Linked DNA regions of Homo sapiens: region 2 is linked to region 1. A link is a loop called in an ENCODE intact Hi-C map of the cell type or tissue named here. Cell type or tissue: PC-3. All regions are shown on one strand. Links, peaks and the distances in the headings refer to the core of each region. The heading gives the core; the rest is flanking DNA. Region 1 has its middle 330 kb from the start of RBMS3-AS3. Region 2 overlaps LINC00693 (long intergenic non-protein coding RNA 693).

Evidence for each region. A loop is a pair of places that touch in the nucleus more often than their neighbours do. Peaks named below come from ENCODE experiments on the same cell type or tissue, not always from the same donor. Only the 100,000 strongest peaks of a DNase experiment are listed, where the experiment ranks them.
Region 2: a loop joins it to region 1, with 5 times the contacts of the local background. A loop is called at or near these places in 1 of 110 quality-filtered maps.

What each region holds. Positions count from the first base shown.
Region 1 is chr3:28,948,221-28,955,445 of GRCh38, reverse strand. No RefSeq gene overlaps it. Among named protein-coding and RNA genes, the nearest start is that of RBMS3-AS3, 330 kb to the left of the region's middle. RefSeq lists an enhancer at 2,909-4,108. In PC-3, for the core only: no CTCF peak of the experiment used is centred there; a DNase peak (open chromatin) is centred at 3,175; H3K27ac peaks cover 1,812 bases.
Region 2 is chr3:28,664,639-28,671,863 of GRCh38, reverse strand. The region is part of intron 2 of LINC00693 (long intergenic non-protein coding RNA 693); the gene reads right to left. Among named protein-coding and RNA genes, the nearest start is that of LINC00693, 93 kb to the right of the region's middle. RefSeq lists a silencer at 3,933-4,092. In PC-3, for the core only: CTCF peaks have their summits at 3,810 and 4,014 (motif pointing left); a DNase peak (open chromatin) is centred at 4,023; H3K27me3 peaks cover 692 bases.

The DNA.
Region 1 (7,225 bases), core at 999-4,998:
CCCTGGGAACCAGAACCAAAGGAGGGCATGGAGCATGTCTGTGTGATGCAACCAGCTGTGCATGGAATCAACACTTAATTAAAAATTACTTACCAGTAATAAAACTAGGGGCACCACTACCATTTGAATTTCAGTGGCATTGAAAGTTAACACCCTGCCAACATTAAGCCATTTCATTTTGTTTCTACCAAATGATCTCTTGCTTTCAGATTATACAGCTAACACAGCATAGGTCTCTATATGTGTAAGGAGATTAGGAAAGCAATCAAGAACTATTTTAAAGCACCTATTTTAAAGTACCTATACAATGGATAATACTCTTCCTGTTTATTATAAAACAATATTTGACACTCTGTTTCCTCATCTGTAACAAGTTAGTAGGAATATCTGACCCATAAAGCTCTTGTGAAGACTGAATGAACAACACATATAAACTGCCTAACAAAGCCTCTCATTAAGATGGCACCGAAAAGCCCATATGGAAACACAACCCAAACTTGCTTACATCAATAGGTAAACACAAATTAGATACAGATGATCATCAGAGATATGGCAGGTCCAGTTCCAGACCACCTCAATGAAGAGAATATCACAATGAAGTGAGTCATACTGAATTTTATGTTTTTTTACTGTAGATATAGTTAGCTCTACACTACATCATAATCTATTAAGTCTTCAGTAGCATTGTGTCAAAAGTGCATATTGCTAAAAATGTTAATAATCATCTGAGCCTTCAAGCAGCTATGAAAACAGCATTAATCTTGTACACCAGGCTTTGTTGTTTCATTTAAAGAGTGTCGGCAGAGTAGTTTTAGCATAATTCTTAGAAAGGATCTAGGATTTTCAAAATGGTAATGAGCACTGGCTTCAACTTAAAGTCACCAGCTGCAATAGCTCCAACAAGAGTCAGCCTACCCTTTGAAGTTTTGAAGCCAGACATTAACTTCTCCTCTCTAGCTATGAAAGTCTTAGATGACATCTTCTAATATAAGTCTGTTTTGTCTACCTGGAAAATGGATTATCTTAGCTAGACCTTCTGAATAACTTGTTGCATCCTTTCCATTAGCACTTGCTACTTCACCTTGAACTTTTATGTTATAGAGATGGCTTCTTTTTTTAAACTGCATGAACCAACGTCTGCTTGCTTTAAAGTTTTCTTCTACAGCTTCCTCATCTCTTTCAACATTCATAGAATTGTAGGCAGTTAGGGCCTTGCTCTGGATTAAGTTTTGGCATAAGGGAATGTTGTGGCCGGTTTGATCTTCTATCCAGATCACTAAAATTTTCTTCATATCAGCAACAAAACTTTTCACTTTCTTATCATTCATGTGTTCACGTTGTGTTAGCAGCTATGAAAACAGCATTAATCTTGTACATCTCCATCAGAGCTCTTGGATGACAGGTACATTGTCAATGAGCAATACTATTTTGAAAGGATTTTTTTTTCTCAGCAGGAGGTCTCAACAGTGGAATTAAAATATGCAGTCAACCATTCTGTAAACAAATGTGCTGTCATCCAGGCTTTGTTGCTACTGAAGTAGCATTTTCAGTTTCCTTTAAGAACTTTTTCTTTGTATTCACAACTTGGCTAACTGTCTGGCACAAGAGGCCTAGCTTTCATCCTATTTTGGTTTGTGACACACACTCCTCACTAAGAATAATCATTTCTAGCAGTTGATTTAAAATGAGAGATGTGCAACTCTTTCTTTTATTTGAACACTTAGTGGCATTGTAGGATTATTAACTGGTCTAATTTTAATGGTGTTGGCTGATATTAGAGGCTGATATCTATCATGAACATAGCTGCAAAATTCCTCCAAAAATTAGCAAATGAATTTTTTAAAGTATTGATATAAAAGGAAATATATACCACAACCAAGTGGAATTTATTCCGGGTATGCAAAGAGAATTCAACATTCAAAAATCGATCGGTGTAATCCATCTTATCATTAGGAAATCCTAGATAATAAATTCTAGATGAGCAAAAGTGTAAAAATCTTAGGAACCAAAAGTAAAACAGCAATAATCATGACAACAACAACTAAAACTACTCAGCAAGTTGTAAGGAAGCAAGTAGACCACTTTATTTACTGCCTCGCCAGTTCAGCCCACTCTCTATGAGGACCCAAGAGAAAAATGATAAATGATAAGCTATTTAGTCTTGTTGAGGACCAGTTTTCTTTTGTCTGTGAAATGGGCATACACACAGAAAGACTTCCTTCTTCCCCTTTTGCATAGTCTAAATGAATATCTTAAAATACAGCTGTTTGTATACCCATTTGTATACCCAGACTAAAGAAAACTGGTCCTCAACAAGACTAAATAGCCTTCCCTGGGTCAACTCATGAGTAGCAGACACAGGTAAGGATGACAGGTGCGGTAGCAAAGCATTACCAATGAGACAGGCTGGGTCTTAGATATTAGGTAAGATGAAAGTACCACAGAACAAAAGAGCTGTCTGGGAAATTTATAGGTAGGGATGGGCAAAGAGGCCTATATTTGGAAAAAGTGTAGCAATCCTCACCACACAAGAGGACATGTCAATAACCCTCTTGCCTTCTTCCTCCTTGACACATGAACAGTGCAATCGCAGAACTCATGGAGCTCAAAATCTGACGCAGACAAGAGGCACATATGACACCACATAGTGCACAGGAAATGCAGGGTGCTATGGCAATACTGGTACGGTGGGGCACAATGGACTGGGCGAACTGATAAAAGATGTCATAGAGAATATAATAAGCAAGCTGAACTTTGCAGGACAAACCGACATCAAATGACCTCAACTCAACTCTTTCATTAAATAATTGTGTGACCCTGGATAAATCACATAACCTCTCCGGACTTTGCAATTTTCATCTGTAAAACTGAAGGAGTAAGAAGGATAGTTTCTAAGGGTTTTTTCAGTTCCATCAGTCAATAATGATGTAACTCTGTAACAGAATGGAAATATTGTTCAATTCTTTTCCTAACGTTTCTCATGTATGCTATGTTTTTCCTTTCCCTTTTGCTTGCTTTGGCAATCCACATTACCCTGCCACACCCTCCACCACCACTAGAAAAAAAGAGGAAGCAAAAGGAAGGTTTAAAAATGGCAAGTACCTTTACTCTTAGCTAAGTTTAACATGCTTTTAGTCATCTGCTGTGGATTATTTTGGCTTTATACTCTATTTACTCTGTCAATCAATAAAAAAAGTACCACTCACCACACCACCAACCACAGCATATGTGTGCAGACTCTAGTATGGAAAGAGAGAAATCTTTTTGTGGGGTTTTAGAAAAAGCTATTAGCTATATAGGATTTTACTAATATTTTTGGTATTTCAACACAGAACTTCAAACCTTTGACATACGGAATTTCTAAGAATTCTATTAAGTTTGTGTGAACTATCATATTTTATTATTAAAGGGCTATTTTTCTCAGATACAGTAAAGAGCGGAAAACAAGGCATGATGAAAAATGCTGAGTCATTGTAAAAGACAAACCAATAAAGGAAAGTGCTGGGAAAGTGATACAGGTACGTATCTCAGATTCTGGCTGCATCTAAAGGGCAGAGATGAATTATAGAATGAACATATGCTAATCCAGTTGCTAAAGACCACTTTTCCATTACCAGAAAAGGAAAACCATCATTCTTGTGAACATGTTCAGTCATGCAGGTGAGCTGGGATCAAATCTACAGAGAGGCACACAGCCCCAGTCTTTGAGAGAGCAGAATACTAGACCCAGCTTCTGAGTGCTATGTGACTTTGCCAAACTTTTTAGGTTTCTCTGAATTTCAGCCCCCTTGTGTACAAAATGAAGTTCTGGGATTTTCTGGTGCCTAAAGTTCTTTGGGATGCAGAGTAGGGAGTGAAAAAAAGAGGTTTCAGGTCACAGTAATCTGGGTTCATTCATTCATGTATTCTTTCAATCCTCAAGTCTATGTAAAATGACCACTAAATGCAAGGCCCTAAGGATCTGACAGTAAGTAAAAGCAGACATGAAGATATTAAGAAATAAGCAAACCAATGAAAATAAAGGTGTAACCCTGGTGTGGGCAGTGGAGAGATGTGTGAGACCCGGAGAACTATGGTAAGTGCTAACTGAAGCTGTACATGTGATTGAGATAAGATGGGGAACAGTATACAGTATCCCAAAATGTGGTACCTTGGTATCTGAGAAAACAGAAGCAAGGAAGTCTCTCCCACCTTCCTATCACCGTTCTCCCTTGAAGTAAGCCATAAAACCTAGGAAGGTCACTCTCTGATCCTCTCCCTTCCTTCTCCCCTGAAGCAGGTCATAAGACCATCATTCAAAAGATACCCCCCCATACCTGGAGAAAAGGAACATCCCTATCTCTGAAGAATCAGGGACGTTGAGAAGAATCTGAACAAATAGGCCTTGCTAAGTTGATGTATTATCATTAAATGGTATTCCCTTTGTCCAATCATACTTATCCATTACTATTGACTTCTTTGTCAAACCTAACATAAAAATGTACAGCTTTCCCTGTTTCCTTGGCTCCCCATTTCTGAAGGTTCTCATGTCATATAAAACTTACATTAAATAAATCTGTATAATTGTCTCTTATTAATCTTTAAGAACCACAGCCATGAACCTAGTGATAGGTAATAAATAAATAAATAAATAAATAAATAAATAAATAAATCACCTATCACTTTTCTTTTCCCCTAAAGGTAAAAGAGAAAAAATAGAAGAGAAGATGCCTCAGGCCCAGTCTTGAGGAACTTCAAAACATACCTAATGAAAAAGACAAGCCTCCAAGAAATAAAAGAAAAGCCAGAGAAGATGGAGGGACTCAGGAGAGTGAAGTATTACTGAGAACAGAACAGGGTCTTTCAAACAGGGGAGTCATGGTAAACACTGTGGAATACTGCTGAAAGGTCAACCAATATCAGAACTGAGAAATGTCCATTGCACTCAGTGACATGAATGCTATTGGTGACCTAAACAAGGGGTGTTACAAAAGAGTTGGAGGGGAGGAGTTTATTTGCTTTTATTTGCCTTGTAACTCTTTTCAGGCCAATTTGAGCCTCAATTTCCCTAGCTATAAACATGGAGCTAACCACAACCTATTTCAGAGAGAATTCCACAGTGTTTGTCACAGTATGTGTTCATTAAATATTTCCCTGCATATTCGAGTTTTATCCAAGAGATACTGCTTTTACTGTATTAATTCAGATTTCACTTGTCCCAAATTTTTCTTGGTGTGGTTAATCAGAATAACAGATATGGAATTTACCCCATAATGAATTATACTATAACAGATTTTGAGTAACAATCTACATAAAAGTATGGATATGCAAGCAAATAAAATCAAAATAAAAATATTGTTGAGTAAGTAATTCAGAGGATTACATAATAGACCTTATGGGATGATCACAGTGTTGACAGCACAGTTGCCATCATCACTTTAAACATATCTTTCTTCCCATCAAACTTTCAACTCCCAAGATGACATCTTACTTACTCCATTCACCTGCAAGAATTAAAAGTCCCACCTAGATCTCTACCAGTTGACATCCTTCATCAAATAAACACCATCCAGGAAACTAAGCAGAATTTTCCTCTTGCCTCAGCTTTAGCAGGGAAACAGGAACCAAGATTAACTTTGGCTCCATGCCTGTTATACCTCAATCACAGGTTTAGGTGTTTACAGAAGACATCTCATCTAAGCACCTAGCAATTCTGCCAGGTAGTTATGACTAGTCCCAACAGATGATGAAACTTAGGCTTGCTGAGCTTAAATAATTTACAGTTATAAGGCTGGTACATGGCAAAGCTAGGATCTGAAATCAGATATCTCTGGTTCTAAAACCTAAGTTCTTTTTGCGACATCATTTTTTTTATCCACAAACTCAATGGTGTAGCAATGTTAAGCGGGGCAGAAGGAAGAGTCTAATAATAACACTAACAATAAAATAATATGTTATCTGTAGACAGTGTTGCCAGATTTAACAAATAAAAATACAAAAGGTCAATTTGAATTTCACATAAATAACCATTTTTTTTTAGTATAAGTATGTCCAATATGTGAGACATACCACACCTAAAAAATTATTTGCTGTTTATCTGAAATTCAAATTTAACTGGGCATCTTGTTCTTCACCTGGCAACCCCTTCTGTAGGGAATTTTAAAATGAGAATAAAATTATCTAAAAGCTGGCATGTTTTTGTTATTACCATACACCTACAATTTTAAACAATGTCCATGACAGAGTATTTTTCCCTGATGGGGAATTCTTGTACACCAATTTCCCCAACACACTTCTATTCACCACTACCCTAACTTTTCCACAGAATTTCAGTGCCTCATGAGGTGTTAAAGTCTGGTGGATAATCTGCAGAGTTGGCCACCATGAATTATTTTCCTTCCTGAATGTCCACATGTCTCTATCAAGACATAGATTCTAATTCCCCTCCCCTTGAATCTAGGGTGGTTTTGGGCCTTGCTTGACCAAACAACTGTGTCAAAAATGATGTTCTGGGACTTCCAAGGCTGGATTATTGGAAGCCATGGAGCTTTCCCCTGGGAGTCCAAGAATGCTCCTTCACAGAATGTAAGAGAAGCCAAAAGCATGAAAACAGATGTAGATAAGTGTCCTTGCTGACAACCTCATCTGAGGTCTTAGGCAACAGCCACCATCTACTGCCATTCACATAAATGTGTAGGCTAGTTACATCTTTAGATAACTCATCCTCAGCCTATCTGATTGCAACTGCAAAAAAGAATCCATGCTAGAACCACCCAATTGAACCCAGTAAGCCTGAACTATGACAGATAGTAATAAATTGTTTTAAATCAGGGGATGTTATGTGATGCAGCAATAAATAAATGGGAGATTAAAATTTCCTGTAAGAAAAATGGGAGTTCCACATATATAACAATTTTGGAAAGACTGAAATTATAAATTTATCTTGAGATTCACAATGCATAAGTGCTTATCAAAAGTTCTGGGAACTCCTGTCAAAAAAGAAACTGTTTAATTTTGTTCAATTTAATATTCTTACATGTATCTAGTCAAATAATCCATGCTCTATAAAACTTTCATTAACATTTTGTGAAACTATGTCCCAGGGAAACACAGTTTAGGAAACCCTGCACTATTCCATGCTATTTCCCATCAAAAGTGGCTGCCTGAATAAGCTATTGTTTCCAAACTACTGAAATGACGAATCTTGCTAAAAGGGTGGTCTCTAAAAGTGAACTAAGATGTGGAA
Region 2 (7,225 bases), core at 2,029-6,028, 280 kb after region 1:
TTCTTCAAGGCTCTCCCTAAAACCTCCACCCCTCCCTCAGGATCCCAAGATTCACTCACCAATCCAATCCCTGGCCCTCAGCAAGTAGAGAAAAGCATTCTCTAAATCTCCTCAACCCCAGTTAGCTACTTTTCTTATGTATCCTCTCAGGACAGCACAGTTGCCCGAATCACAGGCTCTCTGGCCGTGTTGTAACCATCTCCTGACTTGCCTCTCTCCCCACCATGGGATCATGTCTTCCACGTTCACTACTGCTTGCCTAACCTCAACACTGAGGATGATATTTTAAAAGTACAAATTTAGGGTCATTTTAAGCTAAACCATTCTTTGGGGGGGAGGGCAGTTGTGTGTGTATAACAAAAAGGAATTTTCACTAAAAGATATAAGTTAAAGAACTGAATACTTCCAGTATTCCTTATGAAGTTCCATGTCAAGAAATATCTCACTGCCAAATATGAGATTTAACGGTCAAAACAATTCTGGACCAGTGCCATTTGCTTGGCAATGGTGGGAGGACTCTGGGGGGATTTTGCCCTCCATTTTCAGCCAACCTACTGCACAGATAATCAGATTAATTCTCTGAGGTTGAGTTCCCTGGGAAACAGAGCCTAAGACTCTGAGATTTGTGTGCCAGAGGTTTGTCGGGAGTGCCCTTGGGATAAATTCTGGAGGAAAGGGAAGGAAGCGGGATTAGGTAGAGAGAGGACCTATACTGTGATACACTCTCAATAGAGGTCTCTGGATTCAGTGGGGAGTTTGAACGCTTGCAAGGTCCTTTACAGTCGTCTTAAATTGAAGCAAGGGGCTGGGCACTGGTGTGCTAGATAAAAGGTTATTGGATACTCTCTGCCCCTTTCCTCCTGGGAGCAATCACAACCTTGGGCAAAGCAATTCCCAGAGGCAGTGAGCAACTGGGCAGAGAGAATGACATGTGAGAACAGTGTCCCTCACTAGCTGCAGTTGAGAAAATGAATGCCTGGGTCCTAAAGCAGGCACCTGGGCTGCACATCACAGCATCTACTACACTATTTCATCAGGAAGAGAAAGAGGTTCTGATGCTTTTATTACTTATCCCTGGTCAGAACTCATGGGTACGGGGTTATCAATTACAACATCCCTTCAACCAACTGGCAATACAATCGGATATATTTCTCCTTAACATTCCTACAAGGAAATATCTACAGAGCTAGCTCGCATTTTTCAAATAAAAACATAGCTCTATCAAGAGGCTTTTGGTAGTACAGGTGTTCGGCTTTGGTGAGGTGAAAGGTGGGGCTGAAAAAAGAAAAGTTTGGCAGACTTAATTAATAACAGTAAACAATAGCTATACTTTATTTATTCCACAGGCATCCCATGAAAAGGGAACTGAATCCAAATGAGCCTGGATGAATCACAAAGGTCCAGGCCCTCAAAGGGAATTTTCCTGAGGAACTAGGAGAGCATACATAGAAACTCCATGCGTACTTTTTAGCTGAATTGAATGAAAGCTTATGCAAAATTGTGGCACCCATACTTTTATTCTGAAACAGTGAAGTTTTCAGTTCTAGGTCAGTCTTTTAAAGACAAATTAATAAAGATGTTCTGGGGTTTGAGAATTTTAACAGGAGATACAGAAAATAGCAGAAAAGGAAGACTGGTCTTAGAAGACTTGAGTAAGACAAAGGAGGTAAGGGAAGGTAGAACCTTAGTATTGCATTCTGGCTGTGTCTGAGCAAAGGAAGAAAGCTTAGAGGCGTCTAAGAGGGGCTGACAGATGCAGGCCGCAGGAATGGCAGAAATCAATAATATGAAGTCATAAAACCAGACAGGCATTGAACATTTAGATGGCAGAGCAGACCCAGAAAAAAATTGCAGTGTGCTGTGTCAGTATCTGCAAAACAAACAAACAAAAACCATAAAGGTGACATGCTGCAAATGTTGGCAAGGGAGATCCTGGAATTACTTGCTACTCACTAAAAATGTGTAAACTGTCAGTGAGATAGTCCTAATTTATGGTACTGTCTTAAGTTACTTTAGTAACATAAAATTTTAAAGGCTTGCATAGACTCATTTGGGACTTCTATTGCCCATTCTTAGTTTTGAAATAATGGCCTCAACTGTGAATTCTCTTACGAAGGTTTTTAATACCTAATTTCTGTGTTAGGTAGAAGCCATTGCATGTACACACATTTTACTAACGGACATACACACCATCCACTTGCAGCTCACCAAGCTCCCTAATGTGCATGTTTGTCCACAAGCTCCTAGACCCTGACCATGAGTGAGCTACTGGGACCAGAAGGATGGTAATCCCAGCTCTGTCATTTACTATCCTTGAGATCTTGCAAAATTCCCTTAACTACAGAAAGACACAGCTTTCTTATCTCTTAAATAACATAGGAATGAATATTTGAAAAGCCCTGTCCATCTTGCAAGGCTTTCTTAGAGTTTCAAATGAGATTTTATAAGTGAAAGTCACTTATAAACTTTAAGATGCAATATAAACATAAGAAATTATGGTGGCATGTGTAGAGAGTATAGGATTCTGCTCATATTATGTAACGAGTATAGAAATTATCCAGCAAAATTGGTGAGAAAAAAATAGTTTAAATATAAGTTCATTTACATTTGGCCATTTTTCACCCTAATAATACAAGCTACCACAACATGAAACATAATAATAAATGAACTTGCTCATGGTTACTGTGGAAATGCTTTCATAAAACAGCTATGTCTGGTGTGATTTAAAAAAAAAAGCCAATATTTACCAAGTGCACTTAATATGGGCTGGCACTATTCTAAGAGTTTTAGATGTATTAAAACTCATTTAATCCCCATTACACCCCTATGAGGAAGGTAATATTATAATAGTAAACTCACTTTACTAATGAGAAATCTGGGGCTCAGAGAGGTTAATTTGCCCAAGATCACATAAATAGGAGGGGTGGCACCAAGAGCTGAACCCAAGCAGTCTGGCTCCTAACCCAACACAGTGATATACTAGAGAGAGAGAATATCAGCACTAACATTGAAAAGTTGTAACTGTGGGAAGGAGGTAGAAAAGGACGGTCAGGGAAAGAAAATATTTGTAAAATGTTAATCTGCTTAATGTTTTTACCTAACCTCTTCCAAGTGTACAAAACTTTGTGATTAAAAACAAACACCTAGCCCACAAACATACAGTCTAATAACCAGGAGTCTCTTTATTTCTCATAAAGGGATTTATCTGTCCTTAATGGTTCTGCTGTCTGATCTCAGATGGACCTAACCCCATTCCCCATTCTTAATTACCAGCAATTCAATTTGAACCAGGGTAAATGGACAGCTTGATCATATCTGCAGTCTGACACCAGAAATGCTATGACAACCACCCATTTTTCTTTAAAAAAATGATCTCGTAGCTTGTATCATGTCCTGTCTTTCATCTTCTGGAAGAAGAGAGATGGAATGTACAAATAAGCCACACTGTTGGCCAGAAGCCTGTGTGATAATAAGCCCTGATCTCCCATAGGTCAGAGTACGATACCAGACCATTCAGAGCATACAGGGCAAGTCAAATGCCCTGTGAGCTTCTGTGACTACAGGAAAGAACAGTCATTTTGAACCTTTTGGGTTTCTGCCAGGGGAACTTTATTCAGTCCCCAACGTGAGCACCTTCTTTGTGCCAGGCACTGTCAGACACCGGGGACACAGAATGAATATGACCCAGTCTCTGCCCTGAGGAGTTCACAGCATAGCAGGGCAATGCAGATACATAAATAGCCACCTGTGATGAGTGCTAAAAAAAGGGACAGGAGGAGAGCACACACAGAGGAAGGAGAGAATGGAGAGGGGTACATATTCAGGAATTATTTCTGATTAAGATGAATGGGATTTGGGATTTAACTAGGTGGGGTGGGAGAGAGAAATGATCCTAAAGTTTCTGGCTCTCAGGTCAGCTCAGACCATTATAGAGAAAGACTAGTTCTAAGAGGCTATGTCTGAGCTCATGTGCTCAAAAGCCCCAAGTGACAAGTTTCAAACCACCATTAGCGCCATCTGTTGGCCACAGTAGGAGGTGACATACACTGGGCTGGCATTTGGCTTTATGGAAATGAGCTGTGAAAGTTACCAAGTAGAGGACACCTGTATATGATAACATCCTTAACCTAGAGGCATAAGAAAGGATAGTGGTTTGCAAGCTTGTCTAAGCCAACTTATTTTGTTGTTGTTGTTCTGTTTTGTTTTGTTTTAGGCTTTTAGCGGCCTGTAGCCATTGTTTTTAGTTTCTGTCTGTAGAGATAAACAGAAAAGAGGGGTGAGGAAGGGACTTCACTGACCCAACCAGAAAGGGAAACTAAGAACTCACGACTGTATTCTCTCCCTTGGACACTTTACTAAACTATACAGGCTCTGGGGTCAGACTGCATTGGGGTATAAACTAATAGTACATGACATTGGTCTTTTATCTTGTCTAAGACTCGGATTTTATTAAAATGAAAAACGACAATAAAACTGTAACTATGTCACAGAACCATTTTGAAAATTAGAATATATGCTACATGGACAAGAACTCTCATATACTGGTAGTGCGAATATAAACTGAGAGTACAATTTTTGAACATATGTATGTTCTATGACCTAGCAGTTTCACTCTTAAGATTATACGCAATAGAAACGTGTATTATGGGTGCTGAATGGTACATATATATATATATATGAAAATTTCCTAATAGTCCTGCTTGTGATAATAATAAACTAAAAATAAGCAACATTTCCAGCAACAGAAAAATAGATACATAAATTGTAGTTATTCATACAATGGGACACTACACAGTAATGGGCATGAGCAATCAACAACTACACATAAAAAGATAGACAAATCTTACAGACATAAAATTGAGCAAAGAGGCCAGATACCAAATACTACATATTGTATGACTCCATTTAAATAACACACAGACACAGGCTAAACTAATAAATGTTAAAAAGTCTGGATGACTGGCCAGGCACGGTGGCTCATGCCTGTAATCCCAGCACTTTGGGAGGCTGAGGCGGGTGGATCACCTGAGGTCAGGAGTTTGAGACCAGTCTAATCAACATGATGAAACCCTGTCTCTACTAAAAATACAAAAAATTAGCTGGGCGTGATGGCGGGCACCTGTAATCCCAGCTATTTGGGAGGCTGAGGCATGAGAATTGCTCGAACCTGGGAGGCGGAGGTTGCAGTGAGCCGAGAACATGCCATTGCACTCCAGCCTGGGCAGTAAGAGCAAAACTCCATCTTGAAAAAAAAAGTCCGGATGATTATCACTGGGTAGAGGGTTAGTAACCAGGAAGGGAGCATTAAAGCATTAAAGAAGCCCCTAAAATGCTGGCAATGTTATTTTCTGATGTGGATGCTGCTTACCTGAACGTATTTACTTGGTAAATTTTTTTTGATTTTTTAAAGTTGAAAATAATTTTCAATCTTTTAAAAGTGCTCTTCTACTTTCAAAAGCTCTCAGCACTGAACCTGCTTGATAACAAGTGTTCAGTATATATTAGGTATTGAAATGTCATGAGAATGAAGAAGAGGATGATGAAGAGTCAAATAGAGGAGTAATTCAGAGGGAGAGCTGGTGAGTATTACTTCTGCTACATTCAGAGACATTCTTCAGTTCAGTAGACAGTCTTGGAATCCACAACAAAGTACAAGATTGCTAAGGAGAGCTTCTAAGTATGAAACCTGGGAAAACACAAGATAGGCAGAGAAGGAATAATGTGGGAGAGAGACTTAACAGAAGGTAGGAAGAGAAGTAAAATAGGATCATGGTTCAAAAACAAGAGAAAAAGAGCCTCCCATGAAATGTAGTTTGTAGTGTGTGGTGTCAAGAGTTTTCATGCTACACAAAAATTGGGACAGACGAAGACTACATATCGTCCCATGGATTTGTCTGCGACCCCAGCTGGAACAGTTTTAGAAGAGCTGAATTTAGAATGGAACTTGAGGGAGTAAAATAGTGAGTCGTGTGCCACTGTGGGCAATGAAGGGAAGGGAAGAAGCATGACATTATGTCTAGATGAAATAGGTGATGGCAATGTCCTTATTACAATATTTAAGTCCTGAGTATTCTATTAATAATAATTTGAAAGGACAGTGGAGAGGAAGCAATAGAAGATACAGAAAAGACGAGGTAACTGACAGAATAAGGTCCTTGAGGAGGGATGAGGGAAATGATCCTGTTTTGGTGACAGTATGTTTAGGTACTCTTCCAATACACAAACCTGTGTAGGAAATAAAGGGCACTCTAGTCTATCTCTAATATTCTGTGGAAGCTTGTATAAGCCACGTGATATCTCTGGGGCTTTTATCTGTGGAATGGAAGACATTCCAGACTAGATGAATCTTCTCAGATTATTTGTATCTCCAACATTCTTTGATCACTTTGAAAGACAAATCCTAACCAGAAAGGCTTGGGAAGAGTAATATCCAGCTGTAAAATCTTTCACAGTTTTTAAAGTGAAGAATGTGGCTCATTCAATTCAGGGGTCAGTAAACTTTTCCTGTAAAGGGCAAGACAGTAAATATTTTAAGCCTTTCAGGCCATACAGTGTCTGCCACAGCTACTCAACTCTGCTACTGTAGTGCTGAAAGCAGTCATAGACATACATAAATAAAGTAATGTGGCTGTATTCTAATAAGCTTTTACTTACAAAAACAGTCCACAGGCCAGATGTGGCCCATGGGCTGCAGTTTGCTATCTCCTACAACTTTGGAGCTGTAGCCGTTAATATCACCTGTCTCATGTAACTCAGAATAGGACCTCTGATATGTCAGTTAAACCTGCCTCAAATCAGTAAACTGGGGACCACAGAAAACAAGGGCCATTACCTTACTGTGACATCAGGAGGCAAAGCTAATAAAAGTGATACTAAAACAATGAAAACAGGTTTAGGATATCATACAGAATGCCTAGGCCAGCTGTTCTTTCTTTCCAGTGAGTATTAAGTAAGAAAAAATGGGATTAAATTCCACCAAGAGTTAAGGGAAAAAGTAAGGTGAATGCACTGGCTATGAAATACCATACCACACTCTAGCGTAAAGTAGGGAATTTGGCCTCTCTGGGTATCTTGAAGAATGCAATAGATAATTATGTGTTAACAATCATCAAAAATATGTTCTAACAGAAAATGATGGGAAGGGAATGATCGTGAAATTCTCTTTCCTTGACCTATTAAAAGAATCTTTTTTTTTTTTTTTTTTTTTTTTTTTGAGACAGTCTCG